2 separate regions of the Homo sapiens genome follow, and region 2 is linked to region 1. A link is a loop called in an ENCODE intact Hi-C map of the cell type or tissue named here. Cell type or tissue: PC-3. All regions are shown on one strand.

Region 1 (8,000 bases):
CTGAGATGTGCTATGAAACCTTGATTATATGTTAGACTAAATCATCAGCTCCAGAATCTGACTGACTGGATTACAATCTGCTTTTCTGTGTGACCTTAGGGAAGTTTTTTTAAACCCTCCTGGTTATAAAATGACAATACTTCTCTCAATGGTTACCGAAGGGACCAAATGACATAAAGTGCTTAGCAGAGTGGCTGGCACATAGCTAGCACTCAGTACAGGTTCGGTAACAACAAGAGCAACAGTAACACCACCACCACCAAAAGGAGGGAGTGGGGGAAGTCAAGATGATTGCTTGTGCTTAGAACAGAGGATGCCAAGAGACTTCTTTTCTTTTGGGCTGGAAGCTGCTTTCACATTAGCCAGTCTTCTTTTCTTTGAAGTAACAGGGCCACTTTATATAACTTTATATAACTTTATATAAACCACTGACCATGATCATTAATAAATTAAAAAATACTATTTTCATGTCTGGAGCAGTTGCTTAGTATTTATATTCAATAAATCAAAACCCTGGAAGATTAAAAATACATATACCTTTTGGCTAGAAATCTGACTTGTAGGACTCTCTTCTGTAGAAATGAAGACCATTCACATGGCTCTTTATTGGATGTTCTTTGTCGTAGCAGGTGTCGAAAGTGTAAATTTGGGTCTCTGTGTCCTTATTGGCCTGAAGAGTTGTCAACATTATATTATTGGTAAAGGATCAGAACAAGCTGCAGAGGAATGTGTCAGCTTATTATTCTTTGAATAAAGTAGGAAAAGTTTTAAAAAAAAAAATCCCTTCGTATATGTGTCTGTATGTTTATTTGTATATAAAGAAGTATCCTGAGGGAAACATACTATTGTCTAAATGGGATAAGTTTGTGGTCAGTTAAGTGAAAGTTAGGAAGAAATGTTTAATTTTTCCTTTGAAATCTATTTTTTGACATTTTATAAAGGCATATGCAATTTTTGTTAATGTTTTTAATGAAAAGTTAAAATGGGGAAAGAACGAACTGGGTCTCTATGTAAACAAAACAGTTTGCAAGGATATCTAGAATTTAGCTATCTTGTTTTTATATTCTGAGAGCTGATATAAAGAATTTTCCCTAATATACAGTTATTTCCCTGGAAAGCTGATCGATCATTCATCATCAAGTGAGGACATTTCAAATGAAGCTTTTAAAAAATGAAATTTTTAAAGTGGTTATGCTAGAGGCAAAAAAAAAAGAGAGAGAGAAACACCTCTTTAGACCTCTATGAAAAACGAGTTTTAAAACCTAAGGTTTTAATAGAAATGTAATAAGTTATACTGGGTTCTGAATTAACAACAACAAAACCTGAAAACGAAATAGTGTACTCAGTAAAAATAACTTTCCACCCAGCCAAGCTTAGAGATACAGTGATAGAAATATATGTGTATAAATCTGTTTCTAGACCACCTACCTAAGGGAATAAATCAAGATGCACTGAGTTCAGTTATTTTAATTATCCTATAGCTCCCACAGAAAGGAGCTGAGGAGCTGAAAACACTAGGAGAAACAGAAAACCAAAAGCTTCCTTCAGAAATTCTTCACAAATGGCCTGGCGCAGTGGCTCATGCCTGTAATCCCAGCACTTTGGGAGTCCGCGGCGGGCGGATCACTTGAGGCCAGGAGTTCGAGATCAGCCTGGCCAACATGGTGAAACCCCGTCTCTACTAAAAATAAAAAATAAGTTAGCTGGGCTTGGTGGCAGGTGCCTGTAATCCCAGCTATTGGAGAGGCTGAAGCAGGAGAATCACCTGAACCCAGGAGGCAGAGGTTGCAGTGAACTGAGATCGTGCCACTGCACTCCAGCCTGGGTGACAGAACGGGTCTGTCTCAAGAAAAAGAAAAAAAAAGAAATTCTTTACAAATGATAAGTGACATATCCCACAGTGGGTAAATTGTTCACTGTATTATGGTGTATCCTAGGATACTATGCGTATCAGTGAAACATTCTTGGTAACGTGCACCATTTTTTTTTTTTTTGAGAAGGAGTCTCCCTCTATTGCCCAGGCTGGAGTGCAGTAGCACAGTCTCAGCTCACTGCAACCTCTGTCTCCTGGGTTCAAGCGATTCTCCTGCCTCAGCCTCCCGAGTAGCTGGAACTACAGGCGTGCACCACCATGCCTGGCTAGTTTTTTTGTATTTTTAGCAGAGACGGGGTTTCACCATATTGGCCAGGCTGGTCTCAAACTCCTGACCTCGTGATCTGCCTGCCTCGACTTCCCAAAGTGCTGGGATTACCGGCGTGAGCCTCTGTGCCCGGCCAACATGCACCATTCTTGCCAAAGACCTGAACTTTACCATCTTTACTCTTTTTTCAGCAAATTTGTTTGTAAAAACCATTTCCTCCCTGCCTCTTCCTTTCTCTCTATCCCGGTCACTCTCCCTGTATATTTGTATGTGTGTATATACCTGTAATAAAGTCATGCATTGCTTGATGACAAGGATGCATTCTGAGAAATGTATCGTCAGGCGATTTTTTTTCATTATGCGAACATGATAGAGTGCACTTACACAAATCGAGATGGTAGAGCCTACAGCACACCTAGGCTATGTGGTATGGCCTATTGCTCCTAGACTACAAACTGTATAGCATGTGACTGTATTGAATAACTGTAGGCAACTGGAATACTATGGTAAGTATTTGTGTGTCTAAACATGGCAAAGGTGCAGTAAAATTAGAGTATTACAATCTTATGGGACTGCAGTTGTGTATATGGTCCATCTTTCGCCAAAATGTCCTTAAGTGATGCATGACTGTGTGTGTGTGTGTGTGTGTGCATGTGTGTGTGTGAGAAATTCAAAACGTCTGTATTGATATAAACTCATTAGGTGATTTAAAAAAATTGGTTTAGTCAAATTAAATTTTCAAATTGGTTATCCTTTTTTAAATCACATGTCCAATCAAGTACCCAAGAAAGACATATTAATTTTCTGTAATGCATTCTCAATGATATAACATGATCCAAAATTCAGGTCATTTAGATATTGTTTGCTCTTTTAAAAACTTTAAAAAAAAACATTTAAAACTTTTATTATAAAAATGCTCAAAATACACATGAGTAAGAATCCACCCTCAAGCTTGTCTTAAAACAACACTCATAGCTGATAATTCTATGGGTCAGCAGTTGGGGCTGGGCTCAGCTGAATGGTTCAGCTGATCTGAGCCATGCATGGCTGATCTTGGCTGGGTTCACTTTTGCATCTGCAGTCAGCTGTCAGGTCAGCTGGTCCTAACTGGGAAGGCTGAATCCTGCTCCACATTGTCTCCTGTCCTCCAGCAGTCTAGCCTGGACCTGCCCCCGTGGTAGTGAGCATGTTCACATGTTGTTCCTTTCTCTGCTATCTTAGGTTTATTTAGCTCTGCTATCTTAGGTTTATGAATAAAATTAGATATTATTTATATATATACTTACAAGGATATAATGTTCCTCCTGAAGTTATCTAACTAATGTGCTGCCCCTTAAACTGAGAGGCAGCTTAGTATCATGCTTAAGAGCACAAAGTCCAGAGCACATTTCCCTGAGGTTCATATTCTGTCTCCACCACTTACAACCTACATGATCTTGAGCAAGCTACTTAACCCCTCTATGCCTGAGTTCTGTCCTTGTCTGTAATGAGTAAAAGAGTTAATATATGTAAAACATTTGGAAGAGTGCTCAGCACGTATTAAATATCATGTAAGTGTTAGCTATTATCAATTCCCATATTAATTGTTAATATAGATATATATTTAATGATTTGAAAGTTTTTAATAATTGGTTTTATAAGTATAATTAGCAGCTTTCATAATCACCATTAATTATTGTATCCTTTTGCTCTTATAATTAAATATATGTATTTATAATTTAACAGACTTGGTAGCATCTAAGCATTTAAATCACACTAGGAGATTTTTCACTCCACGTTGCACCTAGAATGATTATTTATATTTGAAAATTCATGTTTAGATATTGAAGATAAATTCAAGTGCCATGCCTAGTTTGTATTACTGACCTTGTTATGCTGATTTAAAGATGGATGTTGGTAACCTGTGTAATCGCATGATCATTGATACACATAAATTTTATGGGTGTAAGAAATTTCCTTGAAGTAAGAACTCTGTTATCTTGTCTTCTAGGCTAAGTTCAAATACATTTGGATAAAAACTGGGACCAAGGTTGAATTTTGACATATATCTATTCTATGCCAGTCACCCTTTTAAGAAGTATTTTACGTGATTTACCTTATTTAATTTATTCAACCACCTCTTTGATTAGGAAACTTGCAAAAGAGAGTTAGTTCACTTACTCAAGGACATACAAGGTGTGACTGAGTCAAGATCCTAATTCAGGTTGTTTGGCTACAGAGCTTAGCTTTTCCTACCAAGCTCAGGGAGCCCTCCTCAGGTCCTGCCCAGCACAGTCCAGAGTACTTTGCTTGCTTTAGTCCAATTCTTTCACAGTAGGCACTGTTTGTTTTTGAGTTTATGGACGAACTGACTCAGATTGAGAGTGATTTTCATAAGGTCACAGAACTAGCAAGTTTTGTAAGGTGAGATTTATCTACCAGCCTGCTCTTGGCAAGGAGTGTGACTCTCTCTGTGGCCTCTGCTGTTGGGATGCTGTGTGTGATAAAATCCCCTGCTTCTTTCTTTCCTGAACCCTTGCAGGAGCTTCACCAGAACCTCACAAGCATATAGTGTTGAAATGTTTATGTAATTAAGAAATTTATCCATGTTAAAATTATACCCAGCATTTGCTTTAATTTAAATTTCTTGGTTTAGTGGTAAGATAACTATTTTCCCAGACATCTCCATTCTAATTGTATTTCTGCTAATGCAGATTGCTTTTTCATATTATTTGCTAATTATTTATTGGTATTTTGATGCTTTTTCTGGTTAATTAATCCAACAGATTACTTAAATTCCAGACTTTTGATAATTTATAAACTTGATACTGTGTTGTTAGTTTAATGTGGACACCGTTTCATTTTCTCCACTGACTCACCTTGTTAAATTTTGACCATTCCTTCTTTCTGCCTTCTGATCAAGCAGTGAAAATTCCTGCATGACTCTGGTTTCTGACCCTAGTTGGGCTAATGAAACATCCTTTGGCTTCTTCTTCAGGAATGTGGGGAGCTGTCAATCAGGGATGTCAACAGAACCCTTGGAGTCTTTTGAACTGTTTTTTAGGACAAAGGATGATTTAGCAAGCTTCTTCTGAGTACCACTAGCAAGTGTTTGAATGTGTCAAAGACAGACCTTTAAAATATTTAAGTTTGGCCTGCATTTTATGTAAAAGCTAACTGCACAATTTCTTCTTAAGGCAAGTCATAGTTTAGCTGGTAGACTATCACCAGATAGCTCTGATCTGCAGACCATACTGAGTAGCATAGGCTTTTTTTTCACATGTGGAAAAAAAAGGTTTCTGAATCAACACTAATTTAGGGGAAAAATAAATGGAAGCTTATATTGTGATGGCTTATGTCATTCTGAGATTTACAACAGAAACTAACCCGTTTCTAAAGATGTCAATCAATGAAAAACTTGACGTATGGGAAATTAAACAGTCTCTTTAGAACGTTCTAAATAGTCAACCTGTCACTACTCAATTGTTGTATGTGTGGCTCATTTCCTGAGATACAGTCATTAGCGTCATCAGATAGTTAAAAGGTTGTGTTTGCTTTACTCAGTGTTTGTTTTTTACTTATAAATTACAAAGCTCACACCTAGTATTTTCTACCTAAGTCACTGAAGCAGTTTGTCTAAATGACACACTGTAATACAATTTAGTTCTCATTAAAGCTTCCCTTTTCTTATAAAAGGAGAGCACATTGCTTGTTACTACAGAACCCACCGGGTTTCCTCTCTGCAGTGAGCCTCTTCCAATACTGCTTTGTCTCTTATGATAACTGTGTTTCACAAGTCCCTTTTAAGATTGATGGTCCTAAATCCATAAAGTTTACAGCCACTTCTGGTTGTTACTTATGTAACTGTTGGTGAACTTAATGATCTGATTTGCTAATTCTGTGAATCTCTTTTTATTCTTTCTGTGCTCAGTGAAAACAACTTAAAATATGATATACAACTAAACTGTGAAGTTCTTGCTGCAGGAATAGGTCCAAGTTTGTCTCGTTTGTAGTTCTCAAAGTGCCCCAATACATAATGGGTGCTCAGATGAATCCTGCCATGGCTAAAAGTGACTAGTTAAGGTGAAATAATATATTTTTCTTCAGCTCAATATTTTTATGAATAATAAAAATGGCCGTTCAGTTGTGCTGTGAATCACTAAATTGACAATTGAATATCTTTTTGGTATTTAATATAAATGTCTTAAAGCAAAGGTTATAAGCACATCTGAGGTATATGAGCTGTGCTTATTAATTTTGTAGCACCTAGATTCATGTGGAATTCTCTCAAGTAGAACAGAGTAACGTGAACTAAATGGCATGATTTGTAGAATGATCCATGCCAGGATGATCCCATCAGCTGCTGTCCCTGGTGAGGGAGTGTATTAGTCCATTCTCACACTGCTATGAAGAAACACCTGAGGCTCGGTATTTAAAGGAAAGAGGTTTAATTGACTCACTGTTCCGCGTGACTGGGAAGGACTCAGGAAACTTAGAATCCTGGCAGAAGGTGGAGCAAACACATCCTTCTTCACATGGTGGCAGGAGAGAGAAGTGCCAAGCAGAGGGGGGAAAGCCCCTTATAAAACCATCAGATTTCATGAGAACTCACTCACTATCATGAGGACAACATGAGGGTAACCACCCCCATGATTCAATTAACTCCCACTGGGACCCTCCCACGACATGTGGGGATTATAGGAACTACAATTCAAGATGTAATTTGGGTGGGGACACAGCCAAGCCATATCAGAGAGTAAAGGGATGTGCAGTTGGTTAGAGAGTTTTACTTCAGCTTCCCTGTGATACAGTATTACTTCTTTTTGCTATCTTACTGTGTTTTCACCAGCATGTCATGAATGGGGCAAAAATTAATACAACTAACAAATGGTCTTTTTCAGTAGTTGTTGGGAATCCACAAGGAAGGCAAGAAGAGACAGGGCAAACGGAAAGAAAATGTGTCATTTGGGAGAAGAGAGAATTTTTGTTATTCATGTCTTATTCCCTAGTGGCTGAGAAATAAGTATTTTATGTTTGTAGGAAGGGCATAGAAGAGGCAGTAGCTTAGGAGGGATATATGATATCTGGTCTGCAGAATGTGAATGCAGCTTGGAGACTGTGGTTTCATCAGACTGAAATGGGTGCTAATAAACATTTTTAGGGCGATGGTGGCACCTCCCTGCAGAGGCTTTGTTCCCTTTGAGCTTTGCTCCCGTAGTTCATTTATTTCTCCACAGGCCTTCCTCTTCCCTATTTCAGGAAATTTCTGGAGACATATTCTTTAGGAGCTGTGTCAGTACTGACTGAGGGAGTTGGAGGAGGGGTGTAACCTGGTATTATGATAATCAGGGGATGAGATCAAAGTGTAAAGGACAAATTAAAAATGAAAAGCTTTCTTAGGAAGCAGAGCACAGTGGTTTTGATTATTGGGAGGAGTTGCATTATGGTCTTAAAGCATTTGTGGGCTCTGATGTCAGTTGTAGGTTGCAGCCAGAATTGATTTGATTTTGCAAAATGCAATTGAGTTAGAATAGAAAATGTACATGCAGTACATATATACACATGGTTAGAAGCGTAGTGGTACACTTTTTTTTAATGAAAGCCTGGGTATGTGTGTGTGTAGGTAAATGTATATAGAGACATGTCGCTTTACACATGTATGCTGAAATGTAAAGAACAATATATTGGCGTGGCACAGTGGCTCACATCTGTAATCACAGCACTTGGGAGGCTGAGGCAAGTGGATCACCTGAGGTCAGGAGTTTGAGACCAGCCTGGCCAACATGGTGAAACCCCGTCTCTACTAAAAATACAAAAATTAGCTGGACACAGTGGTGCGTGCTTGTAAACCCAGCTACTCAGGAGGCTGAGGCATGAGAA
Region 2 (8,000 bases), 69 kb after region 1:
ACTGAACAAGGCCTGTTTGTTCAGATTCTCTGTGGCCTGTGTGACATTCCTGCCCTCCAGATACAGGGCAGGATACCTGCCACATGAAGGCCTTTAGGGGAGGATGGAGGGAGAAGTCAGAGAGTGACCTCTGAGTTTCCTAGCCCATCTCAGGGCAGAAAGGGGCAAGTGGAATTTCAGTTTCTGTGTCCTGCTTGGTGGGGGGGCGGGGAGGGAATGGTCTGCATGATCTTTCTGATGTTGTGGTTTTCTCAGCTTCTTTCAGCTTAAATACTTAGTATGCCAAGGTGCCATATTTTGGGGTACCATTTCCTGCACTGCATCAACACTAACAAAGTGGAGGGTGAGGTCTCTCTCCTCCCTTCTCCTCCCCACCCAGTACTTTGAGGACATCCCCTCATTTCTCCTCCATTAGTCCCAAAGTGCATTTGCTGCCTTACGCGTGTCTTCTTAGAATGGGGCTGATAGAGAGCCTGATGTTGCTCTTGCACCTGACACATTTTTTGCTTTAAGAACCAAGGAGGGGTCTCTGAATGTGTGCATGTCAGGATTTCAAAGGAAACTAATAACGTCATTGAAGGCTTGTATCTTTTTCCCTCGTGGATCACATCTTTCTGCGTGTTGGGTCATTTGGCCTTTCGTTTCTGTGCCTCTCCCCATCCTTGCCCTGCCTGGTCCTTTCTTCCCCATGCTTCCTCTCCTGTTGCCTCACCCAGCTTTCCCCACTCCTTTCTGATTTTCTGTCTTCACACTGTCATTCCCCCGCTCTTCTCCAGTGTAGACGGCATGTTTTCCTGTTTCTTTCTTCTGTTTTGTTATCCCACTGCCCCTGTGGCTCTTCTGTCTCTTCATGCCTTCCTGGTCTGGCCTCTGCTCATTTCATTCATCTTATGGGGTGCCTCCATGGTTGCTGTCTTTGGGCTGCTATTCTAGCTCATGATTCCAAAGTGGGGTACTCTACTTCGGTGACCCAACATGACCTTAAAGACTTGCTTATGCACCTCTGACAAATCAAGATGCACGACCCCTGGACACCTTCAAAAAGCCACAGGGCTTTTAGTTTCTCAGATGATCACCACATTGGCATCCTATTGCTGCTGTAACAAATTCGAACCTCGTGGCTTCATCATCTTACTGTTTTGCAGGTCAGAAGCCCTAAAAGAAGGTGACGGCAGGGTTGGTTCCTCCCAAAAGCTCTGGGAAGAATCTGGTCCTTGCCTTTTCCAGATTCTAGAAACCTCCCTCATATTTTGCCTCGTGATCCCCTCCTCACACTTCAGAGCCCGTCGGCACAACCTCTGCTTCTGTTATCTTTCCTTCACATTGACCCTTCTGCCTTCCTCATAAATAGAACCTTGTGATTACGTTTGGCCAACCCAGATAATCCAGTCTATCTTTCCATCTCTAGACCCTTATTTTAATCATACCTGCAAACTCCTTTTTGCCATGTAAGGTAACATAGTCCCAGATTCTGGGGACTGGGATGTAGACATCTTTGGAGGCCCTTATTCTGCCTACCACAGTCATGATGAGTTGGGGCAATGTTGCTGACTGACGACACACAGAACCTCTAAAACATTCTTTTACTTTCCCTGTTCGTCTCCATTGTAAATAGGGATTCTTTGTCTAGGGTTTGGGGTTTAAGCCTGTTAATTTAGTAGAACCTCATTTTTCTCTTCTACCCCTGGAAGATTTTTTTCCACTGAGGCTGTGATTCCTAGAGTCAGCCAGTATTTCTTGAGTTCTATTTATTGTGCACCTGGGTACACAAAATGAGTAAGATACGACCCTGGACCTTATGGACTGCTAGAGGAGAAAGATGTTACTGCAGTAGAGTACATGTTGTGTTGATTTCATTTTCTAGATATCTTTAGGTTCCGTCCCTTTGTTTCTGTCTTCTCTCATTGTGTCATTTGTTACTATGATTTCTGAAAACAATTTACCCAGTTTCCCTTGACATCAGTTGGACTCACACCGTATCTCCTCCAGTCCATTACTGTACACACAGAGGTGTTTGTGTTACCTCTTTGCCTAAGGTCCTTCCATTCCCAGCATCAGAATACACTGAAATCTTTAACATGTCATACTTCTTGTTGCAGTCTGTATTGTGCTTTTCCTTCTAGCCTTTTTACCTGCCATACCAAGAAGCACTTCTGTTCTTGCCATATGGGATAAGTTATACTTCCCTTAGAGTTCCCCTAGAGTTCTCCTATACTTTCCCTATAGTTTTTTTATAGTTCTCCTAAAGTTCCCCCATAGCTACCCTATATTTCCCCTATAGTTCTGTGCTCTCTCTTGGCTCCTGACTCTGAAGAGCTTCTCTTATTCACTAGACTTTTCCTCTTTATTCCCTGCCTAAGAAACTTCTGTGCATCCTGAAGCCTGGGCTTAAGCAGTGCTTCCTAGAAAGCTTGCACTGACAACATCTCCAGGACTATAGTTTGAATATTTGTCCCCTCCAAAACTCATGTTGAAATATTAATCACCAGTATTAAATCAGTATTTAATCTCCAGTGTCATTATTGAGAGGTGGGGCCTTTAAGAGGTGATTGGGTCATCATAGGAGAGCCCTCATTAATGGATTAATACATGTGTGGATTAGTGGATTAATGGGTTATCATGGGAGAGGGACCAGTGGCTTTATGAGAAGAGGAGAGACTTGAACTAGCACACTCAGCCCCCTCACCATGTGATGCCCTATGCTGCCTCAGGAATCTGCAGAGTCCCGGCCGGGCGTGGTGGCTCACGCCTGTAATCCCAGCACTTTGGGAGGCTGAGGCGGGCAGATCATGAGGTCAGGAGATTGAGACCATCCTGGTGAACACGGTGAAACCCCATCTCTACTAAAAATACAAAAAAAAAAAAAAAAATTATCCAGGCATGGTGGCGGGCACGTGTAGTCCCAGCTATTTGGGAGGCAGAGGCAGGGAGAATGGCGTGAACCCGGGAGGCAGAGCTTGCAGTGAGCAGAGATGGCGCCACTGCACTCCAGCCTGGGCAGCCAAGTGAGACTCCATCTCAAAAAAAAAAAGAGAATATGCAGAGTCCCCACCAGCAAGAAGGCCCTCACCAGATGAGGCCATTTGACCTGGGCTTCTTAGCCTCCATTACTGAAAGAAATAAATTTCTTCATAAATTTTAGTTTCAGATATTCTGTTATAAGCAACAGAAAACAGACTAAGACATCCAGTCAGGTCTTCTCCTCTGTGCTATGGGAGGCAGTTCATTGCTCTGTATTGTAATTATTGCCTTGTCTGTTTTTTTTTCTAGCCAGACAATAAGCTCAATTAGGTAAATGATGGTTCTTTTAATTTTATGCTCTCTTATATGATATAGTGTGTGCCCCATAAAAGACTGTCACTGAATATTGGTTGAACGAATGCCTGAATCCATGCACACATGAATGGTTTAATACAAAATGGCCTGCAGATTTGAGTAAGATGTGTGATTTGCTATTCCTGTGTAGATTCTAAGCTAAAACGATTGCTGCTTGGTTTCTCCTCCCTATGTACTATTTCTCTTGAAGCTGAAGCTGACTTTTCATGTGATTAAGTACAGGAGTTAAAAATTTATTAAAGGCTCATTCCTGAGCATTCATATGACTCACTAGAGTCACGCAGGGCTCCTAGTCCGAGGCTGTTTATTTTATAGGGCCCATCTGTGGCATGAAGACAGTGCTACTGTGAGTCATACTCCTCTCAGCATATGCATAAATCCAAAAAGGAGGGTTTCTTTTACTTGAGTGCCCTCAGTATAGCCTTGAATAGTTGTGAGGGGTCAGTAAGTGCAAACTTGAAATTGTTTTTGAATAAACATTCTTTTGATAGATGCTTCTGTTTGGAAAAATATTAGGAGATTATTACAAAAGGATATTATTACAGGATTCATGCCGCAAGTAAATAGATAAATAAATGGATAGATAGCCCTAAGGCCTCTTTGGTTGTTGTTAGCAAACAAATACTTACAGATATGCAATCTGCCTTTATGGCTTAATTTCTTTTCCCTTCAAAAACCAGAGATGTGGTTCTTTTTCAGTTTGGAAAGAAGACTAGGGAGTAGTATGTCTAAGATTATCCTTAGGGCTAGAATTTGCTTATTTCCTGGGGTGGGGTGAGAATCAGAGACTGAATATCTATGGAAAGCAGAGAGGAACCTTTCTCCTGTTGTATTATTAATGCTAAATTTGGTTTTGTTTCATTTTTTAACTTCTTGATGCTGTCTATGAGAACAAATTTAGGGCATTTAGTGAAAAAAACACACACAGACTTATGTGGGACTTTATTTTCTGACTTACGGCATTGTGTGGTATAAACAAGACTGTTTTACAGATAATACTAAAGATAATGTTGATGGAACTGTTCTTCCCCACTCGTGATGTTTCCTTCCAAGTGGCAGGAACTGTACTATTGCAGCACTCCTGTCTGCTTTCTCACTGCCCAAGCTGAAGCTGCCTGGGAGGAAGGGCTGAGCATGCCTAGCCCAGCCCCTTCTTTGGGGAGCTGACTGCCTATGGGAACCCTCTCCCTCCATCCTGTGAGTTTTACAGCAGCACTGAACATATGGGAGGCCTTGTGGTTTTCTAGGGTGGCCTGGGACTGGGTTAGTGAGTCTGTTTATTCTGTGCTTCAGGATTAGCAAGCCCATTGTTCCTGCACTCTTAAGTCATATTCCTCAGTCTCAGGTTTATCAGTAATAAAGGTGGTACTTTGATAGCCGCTCTGCCTTTCTCCTTGAATTCATCACTCAGGTGTTCCGGCGCTTGGGCGGGGCTGCATGGTGGAATTGTTATGGCTGTGTCCTTGCGTATGCCTGTGGGTTCTCCCAGCAGCCCTGACAGTGGGTGGTATCATCTCCTCTTTACAGATTAGGAAGTGAGGCTCTATGAAGGTTAACCACTCTGGATGATCACTATAGGTTTGGCATACTGGTCAGGCTAACTCCCAAACTTGTGTCCCTTAGGTGATTCGGCCAATGAAAATATCACAGATAAAAGCTTTTAAAGGACTTTGCATAGTATAAATCACTGGGTAATACAGATGAGTTTGATTCCTTTGTAGGCTAGCATTTTCATAGCTATGAATGTAAACATTTTAATATAGCCTGCAAGTCCCTGAGCACACAGGTGCTTGCCCACCTCCCTAGCTCCACTGGCTGCCTTAACTTCATCCAAAGCCTTCATCTCTTTCTCACCATCTTGAGCTTCCTGTAGCGTTTCCTATAACTAGAATGCTCTTCCCCTCTCACCCTTCCCCTTTGCCTGGTTAGCTTCTGTTTACCCTTCAGATCTCAACTCACATGTCACTTCCTCAGACTAGCCTCCCACAGCCACTATATCTGCAGTTTGTCTGCAATGGGGTTTCTGCTAGCCAGCTCATCTTTCCTAAACCACCCTGGCCATCGTTTCTGATTATGTATTCACTCTAAACCTATACACCCCAAACAACTGCAGGCCCATAAGCCCAGCCACCACTTTTCTTTTGGGTACCATTGTGATCATGCTATCTTGACATAGTGATAGCTCCTGGTTGGGATGCCAAGAGTGGTTGCTGAGTGAATAACGGACATAGTGCTTGGGCATTACGCTTGGCATAATGATCATGTATTAGCCTTGAGGTCTTTGTCCATTGTTTTTTACTAATACTTATAAATAACATGTTAAAGATAGCCTCTTTCCTGATTATAAAATACACACACACACACACACACACACACACACACACACACACACACACAGGTTTCCGCTTTCAGGGCTAGATATTTGTCCATATTCGTATTTGTCTATGGGGGACTGTTGGTGTGAGAAACTTTATATATATGTGTGTGTATATATATTATATATAGAGAGAGAGAGAAAGAGAGAGAGAAGAGAGAGCACAAGAGCAAGAGCACATACAAGAGAGAGAACTAAAATCTCTAACCTGCTTTTGAGACTTTAAATCTCTAACCTGCTTTTGAAGCCACGAGGTTTGAGGCTTTAAACTATTGGAAGCATAGAATGGATTTCCAAGTGTGCATAACTAAAAGGGTTACTTAATATATGGGGATAATAAAAGACCATATATGGGGATAATAAAAGACCAAACTGCCCCAGCTGTGGAACTTTGTTTATGTGGTCCTGGGGATATGGGATGTAGAGAGGAACCTCTCTTGTTACGTATGAATGTCATTTAATAGTTACTAGGCACCTAATTCTGTTTGGTTTTGTATATCCAGGAAGAACGTCAAAAGGGTTGAACTATTCTTTTAGTCCTGTTCAATAGGGAGTACTCTAAAACCTAACTTATAGTTGAATGTTATTCTTAATACAGTGTTTATTACTTCATTTATAAAATGAGGTCAGTAATAGGATAGTGGGTGAGCTACTTTTATTTCCTAGTCAAGCATACAAATAAGAGAAAGTGCTATAAGACCAAATGTGGATAGTTTGAAAACAAGGTAACAAGTTTTCTGTATTTTTACTCCCCTGTTGCACTAATTAACATAATATTTTGAAGAGGCAAAAACAAAAAATGTCTTCACACTTAATTTTGCATCGCTCAGTCTTTAAGGTGTTGATCATGGCAGAATTTTAGTTTCCTGCTCAGCTATTCTCCTGGTACAACTGCCCATGGGTAATAAGCAACTGCACCAAGGTCTGCATGAAAACAGCATGGATAATATACCATTGGGTGTCTGACTGTTTTGCTCTGACAGCTTATATTGCTTCTTTTTGTCCTCCCCACCCCACTTGATACAGGGCATTGATGTGCGAGATGCTCCTCTGAAGGAAATCAAGGTGACCAGCTCCCGACGCTTCATTGCTTCATTTAATGTTGTGAATACCACCAAACGAGATGCTGGAAAGTACCGCTGCATGATTCGCACTGAAGGAGGTGTTGGAATATCAAACTATGCAGAGTTGGTAGTTAAAGGTATTTAATGTGTTTTTATACCAGAATATTCTTCTAAAGTAGATATGTTAGGTGTTGTTAGTTCATTATCCCTTTAAAGCTCAAACTTACCCTTGTCTGTTTCTGAGCAGTGGTTTGATGACAGGCTATTTTGATGGATTGCATTTTAAGTACAAATTTTGCACGTGAACAATATTTTTGAAAAATGTGTTTTATCTATGTTGATTTAGTTGCACAAAAAACAATGAATGTGCTCTTGGCAAAGTCTTCTGCCAACTCTATATACAGAGATTACAACTTATAAATTTTTTTTAAGGAATAAAATTTTTTACTGATGAAAAATCACTTAAAATGCAAATATTCATCAGCCAGCGTGTTTATGATAGCAGAGTGGTTAATAAAATGAAGCAGTGTCAGTATAAACATGCTCAGTCATATCACACAAGCCATATTGATAATTCTGTGTTAACATTCATAATGTTCCAGTTAGGTTCTATTACTATATTTTGCATGACTGAAAAATTGAGTCATTATATTTAAGAAGGTGGGGGATGAGGGAAAATAGAAAGGGGAAATAAGTTTCCTTTAGCCGGTTTAATGGGTTTTTTGTAGGCTGAGGAATTTATAGCATTAAGCCACCAAGACAATTTTTGGTCCCAGACAGGATAATTTGGACTTTGAGGTGTACCATGAGGCATTTTTAGACAACCTGTGGCAAGCCATTGCTGTTTTTCCTAGGAGAACAGAATGAGGACTGCTTTAAGAAAAGTTTTCCCTGCATTTGTTAAATATGGCACATAAAATTGATCTCTCTACATATATAATCCCAGCACTTTGAGAAGCTGAGGCCAGAAGTTCCAGACCAGCCTGGGCAACATATTGAGACTCCACCTCTACAAAAATTTGTAAAAATAAAAAAAGCTAGCCAGGTGTGGTGGCAGTGCCTATACTCCCAGCTAGTCAGGAGGCTGAGGTGGGAGGATTACCTGAGTCCAGGAGTTCTAGGCTGCAGTGAGCTATGATTGTGCCCCTGCATTCCAGCCAACCTGGACAGAGTGAGACCCTGTGTCTTAGACAAAAATTGTCTGTTTCTTATGTGGTATAAAAGCA

What was found. A loop is a pair of places that touch in the nucleus more often than their neighbours do. Peaks named below come from ENCODE experiments on the same cell type or tissue, not always from the same donor. Only the 100,000 strongest peaks of a DNase experiment are listed, where the experiment ranks them.
Region 2: it touches region 1 in a loop (7-fold over the local background); 7 of 110 quality-filtered maps call a loop at or near these places.

What each region holds. Positions count from the first base shown.
Region 1 is chr18:7,873,348-7,881,347 of GRCh38, forward strand. The region is part of intron 2 of PTPRM (protein tyrosine phosphatase receptor type M); the gene reads left to right. Among named protein-coding and RNA genes, the nearest start is that of PTPRM, 310 kb to the left of the region's middle. In PC-3, a CTCF peak has its summit at 4,399; DNase peaks (open chromatin) are centred at 4,484 and 5,084; H3K4me3 peaks cover 1,394 bases; H3K27ac peaks cover 3,991 bases.
Region 2 is chr18:7,942,445-7,950,444 of GRCh38, forward strand. It overlaps PTPRM (protein tyrosine phosphatase receptor type M), which reads left to right. Exons shown (of 33, transcript NM_001105244.2): 6 at 6,737-6,911. Among named protein-coding and RNA genes, the nearest start is that of PTPRM, 380 kb to the left of the region's middle. In PC-3, a CTCF peak has its summit at 3,010; DNase peaks (open chromatin) are centred at 3,637 and 4,517; H3K4me3 peaks cover 2,003 bases; H3K27ac peaks cover 4,818 bases.